Regions from separate parts of the Homo sapiens genome. Here region 1 is linked to region 2. Evidence: chromatin loops called from intact Hi-C (ENCODE). Cell type or tissue: endothelial cell of umbilical vein. All regions are shown on one strand.

Region 1 (2,500 bases), 140 kb after region 2:
GGTTTTGAGAACAGTGCAATTTTGTGTGTAGTGAGTACAGGGAGGAGGAAGAGGCTTCTTGACCCAATTATCTTCCTTTGTCCACAGCTCCCTCCTGTTTTCTGAAGCTGCCACAGGGGAGGAGTCTCTTCTCAGTGAGGGTCTCCGGGAGTCCCTCAGCTTCTACATCAGCCTGAATGACGAGGCTGTCTCTTTGGATGATGCCTAGGCCCAAAGGAGAGGCCAAAAGGGAAACCAAGGCTGCACACCTAGAACCCCAATTCAGCCTCCTGGGCACCCCAGAGGCAAGGCTGTGCACTCAGGGAGGGAGGGTGGGACACAGAGGTGCATCTAGGGTCCCACCTGTACCCTTGCTCTTTCCTCTCTTAGCCCTTAGAAGTCACCTACTTCCTTCCAGTGCCATGATCCCACCTGCGACCTCTAGTGCGAGTGCAGAGAAGGTGGGACCAGGGCCAGGGTTCCAAAAAGAGAATAAGCCTCCTGGGGGGTCTGACCTAGTTAGTTCTTGAGTTTGGGGTTTCCAGTACCATCTGGATGCCCTGCCTGTTGAGCCCCATTCTACATCCCCACCATTAACCAGGCCCCACCCACAAGGTAGAAACAACCCCTAGAGTCAACGAGAAAGTCATTTTCAGAAAATCTACAAGTCTCGTTGAGACCACCACCATACCTCAGAAGGTAGGACTGTGGCCTAGAAGGGAAAGGAAAGCTGAGATGATGTCTTACCGTAGCAGCAGATCTTGGATGGTCCAGGCTCTATGTGACCTCCAGAGCAAAGAGAAAGACTTCGGACAGTCTAGGTCCTCAAATGTCCCCCATTGAGGACAACAGCCCCAGCTCTTTTTCTTTTTTTTGAGACGGAGTCTTGCCCTGTTGCCCATGCTGGAGTGCAATGGCACGATCTCAGCTCACTGCAACCTCCATCTCCTGGATTCAAACAATTCTCCTGCCTCAGCCTCCAGAATAGCTGGGATTACAGGCGTACACCACCATGCCTGGCTAATTTTTTTGTATTTTTAGTAGACATGGGGTTTCACCACATTGGCCAGGCTGGTGTCGAACTCCTGACCTCAGGTGATCCACCCACCTTGGCCTCCCAAAGTGCTGGGATTACAGGTGTGAGCCACGGCACCCAGCCTAGCTCTCAGATCTCTATTTCATTTTGTGGCTTACCATTCCCTAGCACACTGGCCTTGCCATCTTGTGGCCGAATAAAAAATAACACCTCTTAAGTCTAGCACACTGCAGTGAGGCCAGGCACCTCAGTGCTGGGCAGGGGCATCAGAAGGTGCTAAGCCCTCTCTCCACAATGCCAAGACGGAGACCACAGCCTACACCAAATCCAGCCCTTGATTTCCCTGCTGCCTCCATAAACAGAAAGAGGTCTGCTGGATCCGCTAAGGGATCAGGGAGAGGAAGAAAGAGGGATGGGGTGGGAGGCACCCCCTCCAGTGCTCCTACTGGTTCCCAAGCTACAGGTGGGGTGGGAAAGGCTTTATCAGGTATCATCAACAGGTTCTCAATTAAAGATTTGATTTATTCAAGTATGTGAAAACATTCTACAATGGAAACTCTTATTAGATGCTGCATGTACTGTGCTATGGACCACGCACATACAGCCATGCTGTTTCAGAAGACTTGAAATGCCATTGATAGTTTAAAAACTCTACACCCGATGGAGAATCGAGGAAGACAATTTAATGTTTCATCTGAATCCAGAGGTGCATCAAATTAAATGACAGCTCCACTTGGCAAATAATAGCTGTTACTTGATGGTATCCAAGAAGAAATGGTTGGTGATGGATAAATTCAGAAATGCTTCCCCAAAGGTGGGTGGTTTTTAAAAAGTTTCAGGTCACAACCCTTGCAGAAAACACTGATGCCCAACACACTGATTCGCGGTCCAGGAAACACGGGTCTTCCAAGTTCCAAGGGGCTGGGGTTCCCCAACGATCAAGTTCCTGTGCTGTAATCAAGAGGGTCCTTTGGACTGGATAGGGAGCACTTGGGAGCTGTACACCATCAGTCATAATGGATGGCAGTGTAAAAGATGATCCAAATGACCTAGTGAGGAGACAAGCACTGTTCATAGGTCACCTGGCTTAACACAGGCCGATTCCACAAAACAAAAATGCCAGATGAGAATGTAAACACGGGGCACTCTCCAGGGGCTATCCGTTGCACAGTCTGCTTGGGGGGTCTAAATTATTTCACTGAAATCACGCTGTCACTAACAGAACCCAGGACTGCCCTCCTGCACTTGCAAAGGAACTCCTGATAAGCTCCTCCCCTACCAAATGGCAACCCCAGGCCCAGGGAATTGAGGTGCAGATGTGGAAATGATTCAAGTAAAGCATATTACACTGCTAGCAGGTGCTGCGACTACCAATGTGAAAATACTATAACTTGTCAGCTGCATATCAAAGCAGGGATTCTCAAACCTTGGCTACCCATTGTAATCTCTTGGTTCTTTTAAAAAAACATATAGATGCCCCAGCAC
Region 2 (2,500 bases):
TGGTGAAACCTCGTCTCTACTAAAAATACAAAAAATTAGCTGGGCATGGTGGCAGGTGCCTGAAATCCCAGCTACTCAGGAGGCTGAGGCAGGAAAATTGCTTGAACCCGGGAGGCAGAGGTTGCAGTGAGCCGAGACCTGAGACCGCACCACTGCACTCCATCCTGGGCAACAGAGTGAGACTCCATCTCAAAAACAAACAAACAAACAAAAAAAAACCTTTCTGTTAAGAAGTGAGCCTATAGCTAGCGTAGAGTGGAGGAATACTGATTCAGCTTTATAGGATAATCTTTGGTATCTCTTCCAGAAAATAATTACAGAATCTCTCAAAAGCTCTTGTGTTTTGTTTTTAGAGGATCAACTGAGGCCAAAATTACTGAGGTCAAAGTGGAACCTATGACATATCTTGGGTCTTCTCAGAATGAAGTTCTTAATACAAAACCTGACTACCAGAAAATATTACAGAACCAGAGCAAAGTCTTTGACTGTATGGAGTTGGTGGTAAGTGGGCTCATGTTTATTTAGTTGAGTTATCCAGCTTTGCCACCTTGTAATCCTTGGAAATTAAAAGACCTGGAGAAATGTATAAGTGTAAGTTGAATATGTATATTCAACTCTACCTTAGGAAAACATGGAGAGACAATTAAAAAATAATAAACAAATGAATATATAGTGGTAAATGCTGATGAAGCAGGGTAAGAGAGACAGACAGTATAGGGAGGTTGGTGGGTTGCTATTTTATATAGCAAGGTTATTGAAGGCTCCTCTGAGGTGCCATTTCAACAGACTTGAAGGAAATGAGCCATGAGGACGTTTGAGGGAGTAGTGTTGTGTCAAACCAGGTATTAATAGCAAGCAGATGGCATTTGAAAGGACAATTCAAGGAGAGTTTATTTTCAGAAAGGCTAAATAGAAAGGTATGGGTATTGGAGAACCACAAGGGTTAGTGGAGTAACCTGGGGCTTATAGGCAGTAGAGCTCTTACTCCTCCTAGGACTCAAAGGGAGGAGGGAGTAGCAGTTACTGTGGCATCTAATGGGAGAAAGTCACATGGTTAGCTGAGTTGAGCCAACTCAAGATGACTCGTTCAGCTCCTTCCCACTTAGGCATCCTGTTGGTAGAGGTTACATGGGTCAGCCTCCTGGAGCATAGAGCAGCCTGGAGAAGAATGTGGTGTGACTTTGGAGGAACAAACAGAATTATCTGGCATAAGCATTCCAGGCTGAAAGAACAGCAAGCCCAGAGCTCCTGAGCAAGAGCTTGCTTGTCAGGTTTGAGGAACATCCAAGAAGCCATGGACCTTTACAGCTCACAGCTGTCTTTTTTCTACAGATGGATGAACTGCAAGGATCAGTGAAACAGCTGCAGGCCTTTATGGATGAAAGTACCCAGTGCTTCCAGAAGGTGTCAGTACAGCTCGGTAAGCTTGTCTCTTGAGGGGACCAGAGTTCAGGCTGTTTTCCATGATAGCCTTTGGGATACAAACTGCCCTTCAAAGCCTATGGTCCAAGAGGGTAAGACCTATATGAGGTGATTTGTTTTTCTCCCCACAATAAATAGTATGTTATGGGTACTCAGAGTTGATAGGAAATTTCTAGATGTAAATTCTACAGAAGCACAGTAGACTGAGAATTAAATCCCCATGAAATATGTTGTTGTTTTGGTAAATCCAAGACTTAAGAAATACCCACCCATTGCTTTTTCCCTCTTCATTTCTCAAGAATTCACTAAGTGACACTGACATTACTCCTCCCTAGCTTTTCCTGACCTCCTTCCAGCCCTAAATTATTGGCTATACATACCTTCATTTTCTTTCTTCTTCTACTTTTTTTTTGGGCTGGGGGGGCAAAGTCTCTCGCTTTGTCATCCAGGTTGGAGTGAATGGCACAATGACTGCACAGCTCACTGCAGCCTCAACCTGATAGGCTCAAGCAGTCCTTTCACCTCAGGCTCCCAGAGTAGCTGGGACTAAAAGCATGCACCACCACCACCACACCCAGCTAAATTTTTAATTTTTTTGTAGAGATGGGGTCCCCCTGTTTGTCCAGGCTGGTCTTCAACTCCTGGGCTCAAGTGATCATCCTGCCTCAGCCTCCCAAAGTGCTGGGATTACAAGTGTGAGCCACTGCACCTGACCATCTTGTTTTTTTGGGTTTTTTTGTTTGTTTTTTTTTTTGAGACGGAGTTTCACTCTTGTTGCCCAGGCTAGAGTGCAATGGTGCGATCTCGGCTCACTGCAACCTCTGCTTCCCGGGTTCAAGGGATTCTTCTGCCTCAGCCTCCCGAGTAGCTGGGATTACAGGCATGCTCCACCATGCCCGGCTAATTTTATATTTTTAGTAGAGACGGGGTTTCTCCATGTTGGTCAGGCTGGTCTCGAACTCCTGACTTCAGGTGATCCACCTGCCTTGGCCTCCCAAAGTGCTGGGATTACAGGCATGAGCCACTGCTCCCAGCCTCCATCTTCTTATTGATCACATTGTATTGTGATTGTAGTGGT

What was found. Hi-C counts contacts between places; a loop is a spot of excess contacts. Peaks named below come from ENCODE experiments on the same cell type or tissue, not always from the same donor. Only the 100,000 strongest peaks of a DNase experiment are listed, where the experiment ranks them.
Region 1: a loop joins it to region 2, with 15 times the contacts of the local background. A loop is called at or near these places in 56 of 110 quality-filtered maps.

What each region holds. Positions count from the first base shown.
Region 1 is chr20:36,611,574-36,614,073 of GRCh38, reverse strand. TGIF2-RAB5IF (TGIF2-RAB5IF readthrough) reads right to left here. Exons shown (of 5, transcript NM_001199535.2): 5 at 1,517-2,064. The coding sequence ends at 2,023. RAB5IF (RAB5 interacting factor) reads right to left here. Exons shown (of 4, transcript NM_018840.5): 4 at 1,517-2,064. The coding sequence ends at 2,023. It overlaps SLA2 (Src like adaptor 2), which reads left to right. Exons shown (of 8, transcript NM_032214.4): 8 at 88-1,756. The coding sequence ends at 208. Among named protein-coding and RNA genes, the nearest start is that of RAB5IF, 7.0 kb to the right of the region's middle. In endothelial cell of umbilical vein, a CTCF peak has its summit at 1,212 (motif pointing left); no DNase peak of the experiment used is centred here.
Region 2 is chr20:36,753,683-36,756,182 of GRCh38, reverse strand. DSN1 (DSN1 component of MIS12 kinetochore complex) reads left to right here. Exons shown (of 11, transcript NM_001145315.2): 9 at 354-501; 10 at 1,333-1,420. Among named protein-coding and RNA genes, the nearest start is that of NDRG3, 8.8 kb to the right of the region's middle. In endothelial cell of umbilical vein, a CTCF peak has its summit at 1,387 (motif pointing right); a DNase peak (open chromatin) is centred at 1,402; H3K27ac peaks cover 319 bases.